2 separate regions of the Homo sapiens genome follow, and region 1 is linked to region 2. A link is a loop called in an ENCODE intact Hi-C map of the cell type or tissue named here. Cell type or tissue: OCI-LY7. All regions are shown on one strand. Each heading gives the region's core, and the rest is flanking DNA. Links, peaks and the distances in the headings are about the cores only.

Region 1 (9,366 bases), core at 892-8,891, 350 kb after region 2:
CATATTCATGAACTGCAATAAGCCCCGACAGGATGAATCAAAAACAAATCCCTGCCTAGACACATCAATGTAAAGGTGCATAACCGCAAAGACAAAGAAAAGATATTTGAAGAAGACAGAAAATATCCTCAAAAGTCCAAAAATAACCGATAGCATTCTTAACTGCATTGGTGAAAGTAAAAGTTAATAATAATAACAATAATAATAATAGATTGATACTTCAAATTACTGAAATAAACTTCGACCTAGAAAAATACAAATTATAATTTAAATAAGTGTTAAGGAAAGATATTTACAGACAAAATCCAGTAGAGTTTCCCACCTACCAATTTTCTTACTAGAGAAAAATGTAAAGGATCTACATCAAAAGGAAGAAAAGTGAGTCAAAGTTTTAATAAAAGAAGAGGCCCTGCACAGTGGCTCATGCCTGTAATCTGAGCACTTTGGGACGCCGAGGCGAGCAGATGACTTGAGGTCAGGAGTTTGAGACCAGCCTGGCCAACATGGTGAAACCCCTTCTCTACTAAAAATACAAAAAAATTAGCCAGGCTTGGTGGTGTACACCTATAGTCCTAGCTACTCAGGAGGCTGAGGCACAATAGCCTGAAACTGGGAGGCACAGGTTGCAATGAGCTGAGACCCCACCACTGCACTCCAGCCAAGGCAACAGAGTGAGACTGTCTCAAAAAAAAAAAAAAAAAAAAGAAGAAGAAGAAATAAAGGGCATAAAAATGACAAATGTCAGCAAATATAATTAAACTTTATAAAAATAATCATTATGTTTTCCTTGCGGAGTTAAATAAAAATACATTTAAAATCCTGCAACACACACACCTTTAAGTCAGGAAACAGGAGGTAAAGATATTAATTTGAGATAAATTAAGTGTGTACTTTTAATTTCTGCAGTAACCATTAAATTAATAAAGTATATAGCTACTAAAGGAATTCATGAATAAAACAAGAAATGACAAAAAAAAAAGCCAATCCAAAAGAAGACAACAGAGGAGAGGAAGGAGAAATAGAATATGTTGCACAAGCTTTCTGATTATAGTAATAATGGACTAGGTAATGAAGGACAGTTCATCTGTTGAGAAGTAGAAAAACTGAAAATTATATAAACATATCTGCTCAAGACATTAAAGGATTAAAATGGTACTACCGAATCATACGGTTAAGATTCAAAAGTGAGAAGATCACATCTTTCAGGATATCTAGTAATCCTCAGAAAGAAAGCTTACAAACCTAGGAGGTCACAATTTGGCTTCTAGGGCCCTCTTCATCAGAGTAGACCTAAGAAACCCCTACCTTACTTTTGGTTGGGATCAGCATGCACTATCCCTTAAGAGTAAGAATCATTCAAATACAGAAAGGGTTCTGAGGGCCTGAAGCTAAACTTCAAATAATCTCAATACCAATGTATAGATTCAACTACACAGAGATTGCCCTAAGTAAAAACTAAGGACCTCTAGAGGAAAATAATAATATACTAGCCTCTAATTGGTTCCACAATTTTATTTTTTCATAGTATTCTCTGTCTGCCAAATAATAAAAAATAAGCAAGAAAATAACACTAAGTGACCAAAAATAAAGAAAAACAACAAGTAATAGAAACTACCCACTGGAAATCCAGATAATGAAGTTACCAGACACAGAATATAAAAAAACTTTGCTGAACACGTTAAATAAAAGTTAAAATTAAATACCTGAATACTAGATACTATAAAAATGCAAATTGAATGTCAAGTAAAAAAAAAAACAAGTAAAAATTCTAAAACCAAAAACTACAACAACTGCAAACAACACTTTCATGGATAGATTGAACATTATATTAGATGTGCTTGAAGGACTAGGAAACTGTAAATTGAGTTAAAAGAAAATATCCAGAGAAATACATGGAGACAAATGAAATATACAATAATTTTGAGTATAATTATAAAAAATATACATATATAAGAAAAGTATAGGACATACATCTCATATAAAAGACATTAAATATATTATGCCCTCTATATTACATTAAATATATATTGTTACATATAATAATTATATCTGTTAACATATATTAAATCATAAAAACATGTGTATTTGGAATTTTTCAACATTGAATACAGACACTGAGCCACAGATTTAGGAGGCACAATGAATTCAGACAGAGTGAATATTAAGGTAACCAAAATGGACAAAGAAAAAAATCTCAAAAATGGAAAAAGAAAATTATATTTCAAGGATCAACTTAAGCCAGGAAAGCTAGAATACAATAAAATATATTTACAATGCAAAAATTGCAATACAAATGGTAAGTCTATACCTCAAATAGACACACACACGTACGTATATGTATTTGTGGGTACGTGTGTGCGCGTGTGTATTAAAAACATACTTAAGCATATAATATCTGAAGAATTCATCACCAGCAGACCTACAATAAAGGAAATACTAATAGATATTCTTTGGGCAGAAGGAACATTGTAGATGAAAGACAAAATAAAGAGCAATGGAAAGTTTATACTATATTATTACATAATAATACTACCATTGGTATAGTCATCTTTTCTATAGTAACCTAAAAGAATAGAAAAATAATATGTAGCTGGTAAATATAAGAGGAAAAAATGAAATAATTTAAAACCTCAGTCAAACCAAATAAGGGCAAAAAGAAAAAAGCAGGCAGAATGAACAGAATAAAAAATAGTAAGATGGTTTAATCTCAAATACATCAATGATTATATGAAATTAATGATATAACTAATTAATTGCTAAGGACTAATGGCTACAAATCAAAGCTAGAGTTTGTAAGCCAGTCCAGATAAAGCAATAACAAAATCAACAAATTTTCGTGTTACAAAAAAGAGACAAACTGGAAACAAAATTTGTAGACATATTTTAAGTAAAAAGATAGAGGCTGGGCATGGTGGCAGCTCTTACACCTGTAATCCCAGCACTTTGGGAGGTGGAGGCAGGCGGACCCCAAGGTCAGGAGTTCGAGACCAGTCTGGCCAACATGGTGAAACCCCGTCTCTACTAAAAATACAAAAAATTAGCCGGGCATGGTGGTGAGCGCCTGTAATATCCCATCTACCCAAGAGGCTGAGGCAACAGAATTGCTTGAACCCGGGAGGCGGAGCTTGCAGTAAGCCGAGACAGAGTGAGACTCCATCTCAAAAAAAAAAAAAAAAAAAAAAAGATAAAGATACATCATGTGAACACTAAACTAGTGGTTCTCAAAGTGTGGTCCAGAGACCTCCCAGAGATGCTTTTAAAGATTCTGTAAAGTCAGTACTGCTTTCATAATAATTCCAAAATGCTATTTGGTTTTTCACTCTCATTTGGTCAAGAGAGTATAGTGGAGTTTTCCAGAGGCTACATGACTTGTGATATTATAGCAAATTGACTGCAGAGGCAAATATGAGAACCCAGATGTCTTGTGTTAAGTCAGACATTAAAGAGATTTACAAAAATGTGTAACAACACCCTTCTTCCCAGTATAACTCTTTGTTTAGAAAACAGAATTAACATTTATAAAATTTTTGTGAATCCAAAAGTTTTATTATTTGAAATTCTAAATGAATTAATAAAACGTAAAAAAATTTTTTTTCGACTACTTGGCAATATTGCTAGACATAACCCATACAAATAAGTTATTTGAGAGAGGTCCTCAATAATTTCTGAGAATGTAAAACAGTCCTGCATCTAAAATAAAGCTCGTTTAATTATATAAGACACAGAAGACTAAAGCAGAAAGCTTTACTACCTATGAAAAGAGACGTTTTAAAATGATGAAACTGGTCAATTTAACAGAAACATGTAACAGTTATAAATTTGCAGGCACCAAATAGCATGCCCTCAAAAACATTTAAAGTAAAAAAATATATAAGAATAAAAAGATTGAACTACAATAATCATGAAGTCATTGCTAATATTATCAGTACCACACTTAATCAACAGGCAGGTGGCATAACAAAAATATATAGGTTCTGAAGTAGGCTGTCCTGAGTTGTAAAAAACAAGCCTACTCCCAAACTAGCTATTTGAAGGTAGACAAGTGACTTAACTTCTCTGAGCTTTAGCTTTTTTATTTATAGAGTGAGGGTAACTTCACCTCATTATGAGGATTAAAAATAATATTATACAGGATTTTCACAAGATAGCTACTAAAAATGATAGCTATTATTATTTCCCAATAATTATTCTTAATAAAACAAGGAGTTTAAAACTATAAATTTGTGGTGACCAAATAAGGCTTCAGAGAGGGCTGAATTTTGAGTCAAACATTAAAGGAGAAACAATATTAATATACATTCCAAAAACTCTATTCACAACTGATTAAACAGTAATCGATTCCATAAATGCACTTGGATGGAAGGGGTGGGCGGGTTCTAGATGTAAATGAAGTTAGAGTAAGTTGCTACCCTTTGTCTTTAATCAATTTTTTTTTTTTTTGAGACAGGGTCTCGTTCTGGTGCCCAGGTTGGAGTGCATTGGTGTGATCTCGGCTTACTACAGCCTTGATCCCCCAAGCTCAAGTGATTCTCCCATCTCAGCCTCCCAAGTAGCTGGAGCTACAAGCATGCACCAGCCCACCTGGCTTATTTTTTGTTTATTTTATTTTTTTATTTTTAGTAGAAATGAGGTCTCACTATGTTGCCCAGGCTGGTCTCCAACTCGTGAGCTCAAGCCATCTGCCCAGCTTGGCCTCCCAAAGTGCTGTGAATACAGGTGTAAGCCACCATGTGCTGTGATTACAGGTGTAAGCCACCATGCCTGTCCTAATTTTACAAATTCTTTAATGTCAAATAAAGGCTGACAACTGAGTAAAATAAACTTATAGCAAGTCCTATCTTAGGATACCATTAATTCCTTAACACCTCTAAGAAAATTATTCTTTCCCAGATAAAATATCCAATATTTCTTCCCCTGCCCTATTCAAAATAAAACAAACAATAGCCACAAAAATATTAAAGAGCCTTTTCAAAGGACTTAAATATAATACAAATAAAGACTTGCTTAAATATTGTTTAGCTTACTGGTTAAATATATTCTTTTAACAGCTCTTTTAAAGTTTCCTAGATCTCACAAAATAAAACTTAAGTCAAGTGTGTTTACTCTTCAAAGGGCTCATGCCCATGGCAAAATTAACTTTTGGCCATACTTTCTACAAATATCTATTTCAAATAATTCTTCCCACAGAAATGAGCCAATGGTCTAATAAAACATTCCTGCCACAGGGGAGAAAATTCTGTAAGGAACAGCAAAATTAAAAATGTTAAATTAGGCTGGAGGTTTTTCACTGAAGATCAACCTCCTTCAGCTGTTCACTGATTGCCATGTCTGATGGTTTTTCATTCACACATACAAATATACAAAGTTGCACTTGAGACTTTTTAATTTTAGTGCAAAAGTACTTCAGGATTATACATGTTGTATAGAAAGAGTAATACTGAAACAGGAATCAGGAAACTTGGATCCCAGCCCTACCTCTGCCATGAGTTAGATGAAAACTATGTGGGTGTTTTTTCATCTGTAAACTAAGCAGCCTAGACTGGCGAGATACCTAAGATCCCTTTCAGCTTTACACTAAGCATTGTGTTGCCCTTCAAAACTAACAAGTAAGCTAGCACCATCTAGTGGACTCCAAAAAAAAAAAAAATCACTGAATAGGTAATAGTGAAAAAGATTCTTATAAGCAAAATGTCTAGAGTTCTTACTTTATTTTTCCTCCCAATGATTCAAAGACAATATTTGAAAGCAAGAATTATTCCAAGCACTATGAGCCACGACACAGCAATCAAGCCTATGTGAAAATGTTAAATTATTTCCATATCTTTCATATTTACAATACTAGTGGGCAATTTTCCAGAAAGCAGTATTATCTAGAAAATAAAGAAGGAAAAAAACTCTTAGTATCTCTACTATTTACATGATAATTTTTAGGAATATATGATGTGAAATTTATAAATTGGCAAATATATTGCTTAAATTAAAGAAATATTTTTTCAGATTAAAGTTTTCCTAAACAGAAACAGATACATCATGAACAAGAATATAAAAATGATCATTTACTCTTACATGTTAACATTATATTTATTTTTATTTTTATTCAATATTTAATAAAAGAAATAACTTATTCCAATTCCATATATATAGAGAAAATGTATATCACTATGATATTAAAGTCAAGAGAGTCGTTTGTTTTGTGTGGAAAAAGTCAAGATAATCATTTATTTTGTTTATTGCTACATCCCCAGAAATATTTCAGTGCTGAAAAAGCGCTTATACATATAGGTACTCAATAAATTTATTTTGAAAAAATGTCAAAATCATTACATTTGTTCAGCATAAAGAGTTTTAATGTAGTATAAAAATAGTAGTAATCTTAATTATGAAATGTATATTTATTTAAAAAGTAGAAGAATAGAAGAATAAGGTAATTTAAAAATTAGGCACTAGAGATAGACTGCTGAGTTTCAAATCCTGTCTCTATCATTTACTAGCTGTGTAATTTTAGATAATCTACTTTACTTCTTTGTGTCTCAGTTTTCTTATCTGGTGGGGTCAGAATTTTTTTTTTTGTTTTTGAGACAAGGTTTCTCTTTATCACCCAGCCTGGAGTGCAGTGGCATGATCACAGTTCACTGCAGTCTCATGAGTTCCTCTCAACTCAGCCTCCCGAGTAGCTGGGAATGCAGGAGCATGCCACCATACTCAGTGATACAGTTTGGATATTTGTCCCTGTCCAGATCTCATGTGGAATTCTAATCCTCAATGCTGGAGGTGGGGCCTGCTGGGAGGTGTTTGGATCATGATTGGGGTAGGGGGGATCCATCAGGGCTTGGTGCTGTCTTGGAGATAGAGTTCTCACAAGATCTGGTTATTTAAAAGTGTATGGCAATATCCCCACCACCACCACATTCTGTCTCCCTTGCTCCTGCTTTTGCTTGCAACTTGCCTGCGCCAGCTTCGCCTCCTGCCATGATTGTAAGTTTCCTGAGGCCTCTCTAGAAGCCAAGCAGATGTCAGTACCATGCTTCCTGTAAAGCCTGCAGAACCATGAGCCAATTAAACCTCTTTTCTTTTACCTAGTCTTGGGTATTTCTTTATAGGAAGGCATAAATGGCCTAATACACCTAGCTAATAAAAAAAAATTGTAGAGGCAGGGCCCCACTATGTTGCCCAGTTTGGTCTTGAACTCCTGGCCTTAAGTGATCCTCCCTCTTCAGCCTCCCAAAGTGCTAGGATTATAAGCGTGAGCCACTGTGCCCAGCCGAAAATATTTAATAGTACCTAACTCATGCCAGTGATGTGAAAAGCAAATGAGTTAATTTGTATAAAGCACTTAAATACCTATTGGTAAGAAAGCTATCTATTACTGTATAACACTTAATTGTATTTTTATGTAAATAAAATGTAAAAAATAACTTTTTTCAAATATGGATTTATTCAAAATTAATTTAGTTTCAAAATTTTCTGCTAGAAAGTCAATGAAATTCAACATAAAATAAGAGAAATAAAGACAACTAGATTTTAAGTTATAAATCCCATTTTTCATTTGCTTTGGCTATTCTTACTTTAAAAACTAACTGAAAAATACTGACTCAAAGGACTAAAGGTTTTCCATGAACCATTTTATAAACTTTAACAATCATGTGGCAACATTCATTCAATATATTTTTTGCCACATCTCATATAGAAAACACAGTTTTACCAATTTTGCCTTAAATTTACTTATGGGAAATTTCAAACAAAGGACAACATGAAAGATTTTCTTATTTAAAATTGGTCATAAAATAGAGAGTAGAAGGATGTTACCAGAAGCTGGGAAAGTTAGTAAGGGGCTGGGAGGAGTTGGGGATGCTTGCTTAATGTATATATATATAAAAAAAACAGAATGAATGAATAAGACCTACTATCTGATAGCACAACAGCATGATAGTTAATAATAACTTAATTTTACATTTTAATATAACTAAAAGATTGTAATTTGTTTGTAGAAACAAAGGATAAATCTTTGAGGGGATAGATACCCCATTTTCCATGATATGATTATTTCACATTGCATGCCTATGTCAAAACATCACATTATCCCATAAATATATACACCTACCATGTACCCACAAAAATAAAAATTAAAAAATAAAATAAAACTGGTATGAATATTTCACGTTATATTTTTGTTTTTACAATTGCATAGTTTAATTAGAATGGAAAACATTCATAACTAATTTCAAATAAATTGCCTTAAAAAGATTGATACATTCACTATTCTCATTCACTTAAATGCAAATAGTATCAACCAAATAAATATGTACATTAATATTTTCTAATAAAAAGAATACAGTTAACATTACATATTAACTACTGTGATAACTATAGCACAGTAAGAATTAGAAACAAATTAAACTTGAAACTACCAATGTGAAATATTGTGGTATTGCTTCCAATTTTATTTCACCTCCTTAAGAAATATTATAGCATGGAATAGTAACTCACTAACTTACAAACACAAATCTATCTTTGTCTCCCTTCATAAGAGTTCTTAGCATCAATATATCACTGAAAGACAAAATCTATGCTTTTCACTTAGCTCAACCAGAATCTCTAAGCATTTCCTGAAGATGAAAAACAGACTCCAACTGCTCTTCAGAAAATCTACTTTCTCATGTATACTATTCTCACACTCAATAAATACAGTGTTTTCATTGTACCCAACAGACACCAAAGAAGTCTTTTACCTTGTTTGCTCTGTACTGCATGCACAGAGATATCTCAGGTTTATCAATTAATACTATGGCAGTTTTCACATAAATCTTGCTGATATCCTATGCCAGGAAATCCACTACTTACCAAAAAAATTCGTACAGCACTGCTGGCAATGAAAATGAAGTAAACGGGAATTCAAGCATTTCTTTTTTTACAAACAGCCTTTCTTTTCTTTTTAAAGTTTGCTTCAGTGTGTGCCAATATAGTAACATACATTATCAATGCACTTGCCTTCACTCCAACAACAACAAAATTATTTTAAACTAAAATTTTAAAGTAAAAATATTTGTGTCAAAACTATCAGCATTTCCATATGGAAGAAGTCATAGTAATCCAAAGCAGGCAGCACAAGAACGCAGGCAAATAAACACATTAAAGCATGTTATATGTTATATTTTCAAAAGTATGCCTTGAAATGTTTGCAAAATAAAGCTTATTTTGTGAAAACAGCTATATTTTACCTATATTTAAAAAAATAAAGGAGATGATGGTGACTGCCTAGATCCAACCCTCCCCATACCTCCTCTAGAAATCCATAAAGAGTAACAAAATAAAAAATAAACACAACTTACAATTCCAGTATAAGTGGGAGATAAGGAAATTACAATC
Region 2 (9,366 bases), core at 797-8,796:
CACATCCAGCTAATTTTTATTTTTATTTTTTATTTTTAGTAAAGATGGGGGTTTTACCATGTTGGCCAGGCTGGTCTCTAACTCCTGACCTTAGGTGATCAGCTCACCTCAGCCTCCAAAGTGTTGAGATTACGGGCATGAGCCACTGCACCCAGCCCATCTTTCTTAACACTATAAGTTTATTGAACAAAATGCCACAATTGTGCATTTATCTGACTCAGAGCTATGCAATGCTATAGAAGCCAGGAGCTTCAAAAGACTATGTTGAAATGGACATCAGCATTCCAAGGTCGAAGCTTCCTCACTCATCAAACTTGTCGACGGATAACTACTGTTTGAAATGCTTGTGCTCGCACACACTCAAAACAACTTCTTAGGATGAACAAAATTTCTCATTGCCAGTGTCAAGTAAATCACATTAATGAAGATGTTAATTTTCCTAAAGACAAAATAATCCACATAGTCTACTGCCTTGAAACGCAAATCCGTATTCCTACTTCCAAGCTGAGACACAAAGAAAATCGGCACATTGTATTTTCCATATATGGCTGAAGCAATATTTCTAGTCCCTAACATTCTTTCACAATCTTGACATTCCTCATCCAGAAATTAAATTTCTTTCCATTCTCTTTGAACCTGGTAAGGTTTTGACCATCCTGATAAATAGAATATGCATAAGTGCCATTGATCTCTGAGGCTAGGTTATGAAAGCACATACAGCGGCTACCTGGCTTTCTCTTGGAATATTCACTATTAGAACTCAGCCACTAGGTAGGGCACGGTGGTTTATGCCTATAATCCCAGCACTTTGGGAGGCCGAGGTGGGTGGATCATCTGAGGTCAGGAGTTCGAGACCAGCCTGGCCAACATGATGAAACCCCATCTCTACTAATACAAAAAATTAGCTGGGCATGGTGGTGTATACCTGTAATCCCAGCTACTCCGGAGGCTGAGGTAGGAGAATCGCTTGAACCCAAGAGATGGAGGTTGCAGTGAGGCGAAATCATGACACTGCACTCCAGCCTGGACAACAAAGTCAGACTCTGTCAAAAAAAAAAAAAAAAAATCCAGCCACTATGTTGTGAGAAAGCCCATACCACTTGGAGAGCCCATATTGCAGGTGTTTAAGCCAACAGCCTCAACTAAAGTCTAAACTAGCATCATCCACCAATGTTCCTGAGGAATTAAGACTTCCCAGCTTTCTATGATACTGTTTTACTCAAAAGTTATCTCCCTATCTCTCAAAGATATTCAAGGACTCCTCAGTCAGATTTTTGATGACTTTTCAAGAAGAATCATTGACTTCCTTTTCCTTCACCAAATTTGACTCCTTCTCCATGAGCACAACAGCAAGCACCCAGCCTTCATTCCATCCCATTGCTCCTCCTGTCCTTTTCAATCTCTCACTGTCTAAGTTCCATTCTTTCTTCAAGCTCCACAAATCACACCTCTTTAAACAAGACTCACCTTGGATTTCCACCCTTCACTCAACTCTCCCTTCCCTGAACTTCTGGAATTTTCCCTAGGATAGCAACTTGAAAGTGAACTTGAGCTACTGAGTATTTCTACTTAAGTTTTATGAATGTGACTACAGTCAGATCAAGTCAAGCGTATTAAAAATCTTCCAGCCTTTATACATATGCCGTTATCTGTTTTGAATCCTTTTCTGCAACTCATGACACACCCTTCAATTCTATGCTTAAATATCACTTCCTCAGGAAAGTTTTACTTCATCTTTCAATCTAGCTTAGGTCTACAAAACAGTCTATAAAGGCATAACAAAATATCAACAAAAACTGTCATCATTGAAACAAAATGCCTTTTTCAAACCAATACTCCTGTGAAGATCATCTGGCTGACTCAGAATTGCTTAGCTTTCTCTCTTTTTTGACAAGTTAGACATTCTGTTTGGTTAGAATGGGCAAATGTCTGTTAAGAAAAGAACATCTAAGATTCAACTTGAAATTGATCCCTGAGTGGTGCTGCGGTGTTGACCCCATTATACATGTGAGTGATGTTTGCGGTGGGTGGGGGAACACCAGGGGAAAAGGCTATATAATCTGTCTTGGTCTACGAAAGGCAGACAGAAGGAAAAGAATGTAGGAGTTAAATTTGCAGAGAAATAGAGATTTTAGTAGGAATATGGAATTAGGGAAAGAGATGACTCTCAGAAAATAAGTCTGGAGGAATCTGCATGGCTATGAGGAGAATATCCATTTTCTCAGAGAACATGATAGAAGATTAATATTTATTTTTAATTCCATGTAGAGGGTGACTCCCAGCTGACATCTAGGCTTTAACTATGCTGTACTTTGACATCATGGTACTTACAGATTATGATTTTTAAAATATTTGAATAATGTGTTTTTGCTTAAACTTTGTTTCTCCCACAGAACTGTAATCTTCCTAAGTGCAAGGTTCATGTTTCTTTCATTCATTGTTATACAAGTTGAGAGTCCCCAATCTGAAAATCTGCAATCCAATATGTTCCCAAATCTGAAACTTTCTGAGCACTGACATGTCACCGTAATAGAAAATTCTACACCTGATCTCATGTGACAGGTTGCATATATTATGAAAAATATTGTATAAAAGTACAATGTGTTTAAGATGTACAGACACATAAATGAATTTTGTGTTTAGACTTGGGTCCCAATCTCATTATGTATATGGGGATATTCCCAAATCAAAAAAGAATTCAAAAGACTTCTGGTCCCAGGAGATATGTAAAAGGGTTATTTAGCCTGTAATATCATCAATATCATCATCAAAACCAATTTCTGTTATGTACTAGGTGTTCAGTAAATATTTGTTGGTGAAGAAATAATTATCTCAAGAGGACTGTATATATTTTAGGGCAGAGAGTGTGCCTTATGATCTTTTAATCTCAGTCTATCACAGTGCCACACAGAGTTAGGTTTTTTAAGTGTTTACTCTTGATGAAAATTGCTACCATTTATTGAGAAGTTACCATAGGTTAGATGATTAAGTGTTTCATATGTTTTATCTAATCTAATAACCAAAACCACTGTTAGTTATAGGAACTATTCTTCCCATTTTCCAAATTAGGTAATAGTAATGCAGAGATATTAAGTAAATTAACCTAAATTATGTAATCTGTAAATAATGGTATCAAGATTCTAACCCAAGCCTGTTTAAAACCTGTGCTTTTGTTTTGTCAACTAGTGAACTAGTTTTCTTTGGAACTGTTGTAATTCACTGATGTTTGCTGAGCACGCCTCATTTTAAGCTGCATTTTTTTTTTAACCAGCATTATGAGAATGTTTATTTTGACAAATAAAATGCAGTACAATGAATTTCACCAGAAAAGTTTTAAAAAGTAGGTACAAATAAATATGTTTACAAATTATTATAGAAACAATACAAAAGAAGACTAAAATTCTCAGTAAGGAAAAACCAAAATGTGCCCAATCATATAAAGGCTCTTCCTTTGCAAGAAATGGGGATAAAGCTGAAGACCCAGTTTGGTTTTGCTGCTGAAAAATGTACAGAATACTTAGAAAAACCAGTTGCGGTCAAACGTTGTAAGCCCACTACCCGTACCTGCCTATTTTTGATCTGAGAAAAGTTGATGACCACAGTGCAAGATAGAGCTGAAGACAGGACAGCCAGGCATTCTCCATCCAAAGTCCATCACCCTACATTAATCTTTAAGTAAAATCAGAAGAAAAGCAAGTCCTTAGTGAGGTCTGAACTCTGCAGCCGGGTGACTGGATCTCCTCCATTGTAGTGCTCAAAATCGTTTATTTTTTGGCCAGCAGAACAACTTTATAGATCAACTGCCTTTAGCAAATGCCAGCTGCCTCACAGCCTTCACGAGCAGGGTCTGACACTGACCAACAGTCCTATCAGAAACTCAAGGTCTGTGTGATGTGGCAACTGTCGGCTATACCTGGAAAGCCCTTGAGAACATGAGAGGTAAAGGAAAGCACCAGGGTTTGCCCATTACTACATGTAATATGGAGATAAGGTCAGGGAAAGAGGAGATGATTATGAAGCAAAACCAATTCACCTACTGCACAATTTGACTTATATCTGGTTCTGGTTGGTCATACAAGGTGGGTGGTGGGGTATGGGGCACATAACTACATCCTGCAGAAGAGTTTGACCCTAATGTGTGCTCTATTTATACTACTTGTGCACTTCTTTCTTTTAGCCAAGACCTACCTGAAATGGGATTTGTACATGCAGATATGGAGAAAGACACAGAAATTAAAGCTAGAAGAAAGAAGAAGGAAAACCAACTCAACAAGCTAAAAGTAAAGGCATTTATCTAATATGAACCTTGACTTCATCTCACTGGAATCTAAATCCTTACATGAGATTTTCTATTTACAGTTGATAGCTTAGCACACAAGAGCTGAGCATTATTAAACTGAAATGAATGTCCTATATAGCTGTATAGACTCCAGTTCCAGAAATAATCAGAATAGTTTATAGGGGTTGTTAATAACAGGCCATAACCAAGGAATACTATTAAGCAAAATGATACCTTTCTGGAATTTTGAAAGATTTGGGACAAGAAATACCTTCTTCAAAAGCTGTGTAAAGTTATGCAAAAAAAAAAAAAAAAAAAAAAAAAAAAACCTGATTGTAGAGAAATTGTTGTGGTCAGTGGACGATTGAATACATAGTGGTAGAAAATATTTTATTCCTGATAATTATTCCAAAAAAATATAAGTTTACCAGTGTAGATAAAATCTTTCAATAGCTCAAAAGTTTCTACAGCTCTCTGTAATGCAAAATTGTCTACCAACAGGCAGAACCAGCACAGTCTGACTGACACACAGCACTATAAACTGGTAATCTGATTAGAAGAATAGTAGTTCTGAATTAATTAACCCTTAAGTGATATTTTTTAAATTAGATTTTCAGTTTCCGGGTCTTTTAGTTGTCTTCATGATTATGGACTTCGACCGCCACCCAGTGGAGAAATGCATACAGTTTGCAATTCTTCAAAATAGTAATGTTCTTTAAAGTCTCATTATTTAATGTATGACCTCATGAGCATCTGGATGAAATCTCATAATGGGAAAATTACATTTTTTTTTCATTTTTTCCTGCAGCCTAGGAAGCCAGTAGGACACCGTTCGGGCACCCTGGAGGAAACTCCTCAGTGCACTTCTGCAGGCAGCCATATGGTTAGAATCAGCGGGTTCACCCAGTGCCAGCTTACAACGGGCGTGTATATGAATAGCATGCAAGCAATCAGACTAGCTATGGGTTTCATATACTCCCTCTGTATAGGGTGCTTTTTACACCTTATGGAAAAGGTAAGTTAGACAAGAGCTAATATTTTTCTCCCCAGTAAGGCAGCAGGACTGCCGTTAAAGTGATGTCAGAGTTTCCATTTCAGTTCCTTATTTTCAATGCTTTAGCCCTCTGCCGTAAACATTAACTCTATGAAAAAAAATACATACTCACTTATATTGCATCTCAGGCCAGGAGAACATTCTTCTTATTAAATAAATGGTCTTGAAAAGAAATTAGATTGAGCATCATAAAATTCTATTTTTAGGGGAGGTGGAACCAACACAAGGCAGAATGAGGGATTTTTTTGTAAACTGTAATGTGTTTTCTTTCAAATGTTTGGGAAGAAAACAACAAGAGGAGTCAGAATATAGAAAGTTTGCCCAACCTTGCCTAAAAGAGCCTATCTAGTTATTCTGATTATTATAACGCTACGCAAGGAGTTTATTCTGTAAAAATCAGGTCAAAGTGGCATTCCCCAATCCTGCCCTCCTAAATAACACAAACAGGTAATTTAGAAAATATTTCTGAGTAAACAAGCAAAAGCTCCCCTCACCTTGTCCAGTGGTACTCCAGCTCTCAGAGTCACGGCTCAGGCAGATTGAGGTTTCTGTGGTATGGCCTCTCCCCATGCAGTCAGTACCTGTTACCATGATAAAAAAGCATGTCAGTCTTCCTTGTGGTCTGAAAAGTTCCAGTTCTGAGTACTCAATTCATTTGGATAAAATAGATTTTTTTTAAGATTAAAAAAAACTCAGCTGTCTGATCAAGGCTATGTTTTTCTTTTGTATGATCTGCACTCCCTGTGTAAAAAGGAGTTGGTAGTAACCACAGATCTCTGCCTCTGAAGGTTAAAAGAAAAAGAAAAATAAAGAAAAGAAGGAGAAGGAAGACAATGACAGGAAGAGGAGGAAGATGAGAGAAGAAAGAAAGCAAGAAAAAGAGAAAAAAGAAAAAAATAAAGAAAAAGAAAGAAGGAAAGAAGGAAAGAAAGAAAAGAAAAGAAGAAAGAAAAAGAAAGAAAGAGAAAAAGAAAGAAAGAAAGAAAGGAAAAAATCTTAAGAATTTAATATTAGGTCAAAAAAATTGTGGTTTTGGCATAAAAACTGCCCTTTTAACTTCTGAAAACTTTTTTTTCTGGTTTGGAAAAGAAATAGAGCAGTTTTGTGATGAAAGGATTTATAGAGAAGGTTTTCTTGGTATTCTGGTTGGATTTATTTCAACTACTGTTTAGAAAGAGAATATTTGTTATGTGTTTAAGTTGTTTTATAGTGTTAGGATCATTCCATGAGAAGACTAAAGCGATTATAAGAATATTGTCTAACTTTCTGCCCATCTCCATCTCAATTTCACGAATACCAAAGTACCAGACACAAATTTAAATTTCCTGAATTGTGAAGAAGGATATTAGCCATGGTGTCATCTGTATTTTTTCCTTATGTCTCTGTATTTCCTTGTAACCACCATGAGGTTTATAGATGCTTTACATTTTTTAAAGTGTATTTTGTCTTTTTATATTATTTACTTCTCTCATCTTTCTAAGACATGAAGAACTACCTAATTTGGGGTCATAAGAATGAGGGCTATACAGGAAGACTAATTCAAGGCTTCAGATTCAGGGCAGGCAGTTTAGGACACAACACTTATTATCATCTCCCTGAACCTCAGACGTTATCAGTCTGCAAGAGAAATTTAATCCTGAACATAAATTGCATTTCCTAAAAAAACATAATCTTGCCTTAAGACACCAACCTCCCTGATTACAGGGAATGTCTGTGTTTACACATTTGTACAGAGCATGCTGACTGTATTAGTGTCCTAGGAAACAAACTGTGTGCTGCTCACAGACCTGCTGCAAGCACTAAGGAGAGAAAGAAAAAGAAATTTTGAAATCAGACCCCCGATCTCCAACTCCTTTCAAATTCTTGAAGCACATTAGCTTTACTACTGCATGATGTACACGGTAGTATTTCTTCTAATGAAATCTGACTAAAAGTTTAAATGAGTTTAATGCATGAAATGTATAAATAAAATGTGGCCTTGATTAAATTTAGACTTGATACATAACTTAAATGGGTAGCCCAAGAATAGCATTGGTATCATGTGTCTAGACCTTTTCAGGCTTTGCAAAAGTAGTTTGGATTTTATCAGTTAGTGCAGAACACTTTCTAACAGGAGCACAGTATATATAAAAAGCTGAAATATGCAAAAGTACTGTGGAGAAAAGTGAGCGTAATTGAAAAGAAGCGACTGAGAAAATAACATAAGATATTAAAAGGTGACCGCAGAGTGGAATTTTGAAGTGTTGATTTGCAAAGAGCAATTTACATAGGTAAAACATTCCATTTGCCGTTTCTTCTGGATTTATTTTCGTTTCATGACTTTGGAAAAATCTCTTAATTTCATGAAGCCTCAGTTTTCCCCAGTCGTGGATCCAGATGCCTTATTTGCCTACTTTCTAGTTTGTTGGAAGGATTAGAATGAGAAAACAAATACAAAAGGATTTGGATTCTGTAGAGTGCTTATAAATCTAAGGCATTATCATTATAATAATTTCAGCTATATATCTAATACACTGCTTTTCAGTGTATTGAAAATACACAGTTGGCTTTTTCCTTAAGGATTTATCCAAAAGTCTACAAGACCATATCCATTACTCATATAAAACTCTTTGACCACATGACACAGAAAAGAGACTTTTTCAGAAACGAACTTTTCAGCTAGTGTGTTAGATATGTAACCCATTATTTGTAATAGGTAGGGCTAAAGCTATTAGACATATTAAATGGATTTTAAAAACAGCTCTTGGGAAACTACATAAATTAGTAGTAAAATGTACGGTCTTTGAAGTCAGCCATCCTCAGCTTCAATCCTGCCTCTACTTACTTGCTATAAGTATCACAGCTGTACAATTAAGAATGTTACTGTATCTTCATAAACTGTTTTTATATCATTTATTAAATGGAGATAAAAAATACCTGCTTAATGGTTTTGCTGTGAGGATTAAATAATATGATATGTGGAGAAGTTTTAACTCATCCCTGGTATTCAATAATAGCTATTCGAAAAAATTCTACTTTATTTTTTATTGTTTTATATATATACCACATAAATACTAAAATATGCATTTCAAGGCAATCACACCCATAAATAAAAAGGAACGTATTCCACTTCAAAAGGTCAAAGAGTTATTCCTTATTGACAGTTTAAAAACGGAAGACCAGTTCTGAAATCTCTCAAATTGAAGATGGAGAGGGGGATAAATGAAACATTGCAACATAAGGACAGCGCATGATGGAGTGGCAAAAGTTTCTCTTAAACCTCCTCAGGAGAAATGTTTGATGATTTTAGGCTAACCCACAGCCAAACTCTGTTTTTGTTTTGTTTTTATTTTTTCTGTTTTAAAGATTGCACAGTGCCACTCAGTTTTAGGCATCTAACAGAATGAAACCAGGTGAGTTTGAGCCAATTTTGCCTTTCATTTTTCAACTTTGTTTATTACTTTACTTAAACCACAACATTCTGAGATCTCACAAGAAAATCTGTTTCTGTGACATTTTCAGCCTGATTTCCAAACCAGAGAAAGAGGTTCAGATAAACTTGGGCTTGTTTCAAAAAAGCATCTGAGATTCTGGATGTTTATTTGAAGCAATCTGGACTCCTGACCTTTAGAGATTCCCCCACCACCCATAAAGAAAGCCTACAATGAATTTACTGTGCAAGGGTCTACTGCTTTAGTTTCTGAATGGATAAAAATCCCCTTAGTTTCAGGGAAAGTTGTTTCCAAACACATTCAGTGGAATCAAGCCTTAAGCAGATATATCGATGCCCTCCATTTAGGAAAAGATATCAACCAGTCAGGGCCCTAGTTCAGAAAACCTGTAATAGATTATGTATTCAATATGCTTTATGAGTTTAAAAAGTATTCCTAGGTTGATACCAATAAGAAGAGGCTCTTGTTGAAGAAGGTGGAGGGTTTAATATCTCCTGGAGCACTATAGAAAAATTCAGACCAAACTGCTCTCTCCCATACAGAGCTTCCTTTAATATCAATGTGGAACTTTAGAAAGTATGCCAGTCCTCCCCATGTTCTTG

Evidence for each region. A loop is a pair of places that touch in the nucleus more often than their neighbours do. Peaks named below come from ENCODE experiments on the same cell type or tissue, not always from the same donor. Only the 100,000 strongest peaks of a DNase experiment are listed, where the experiment ranks them.
Region 1: a loop joins it to region 2, with 2.2 times the contacts of the local background. A loop is called at or near these places in 2 of 110 quality-filtered maps.

The regions. Positions count from the first base shown.
Region 1 is chr12:85,073,062-85,082,427 of GRCh38, reverse strand. It overlaps LRRIQ1 (leucine rich repeats and IQ motif containing 1), which reads right to left. Exons shown (of 27, transcript NM_001079910.2): 11 at 9,330-9,366. Among named protein-coding and RNA genes, the nearest start is that of LRRIQ1, 41 kb to the right of the region's middle. In OCI-LY7, for the core only: a CTCF peak has its summit at 5,632 (motif pointing left); a DNase peak (open chromatin) is centred at 5,587.
Region 2 is chr12:85,420,666-85,430,031 of GRCh38, reverse strand. It overlaps LINC02820 (long intergenic non-protein coding RNA 2820), which reads right to left. Exons shown (of 5, transcript NR_183554.1): 4 at 5,828-5,914. Among named protein-coding and RNA genes, the nearest start is that of LINC02820, 110 kb to the right of the region's middle. RefSeq lists an enhancer at 5,232-5,321. In OCI-LY7, for the core only: CTCF peaks have their summits at 4,759 and 4,972 (motif pointing left); DNase peaks (open chromatin) are centred at 4,931 and 5,281; H3K4me3 peaks cover 1,227 bases; H3K27ac peaks cover 1,556 bases.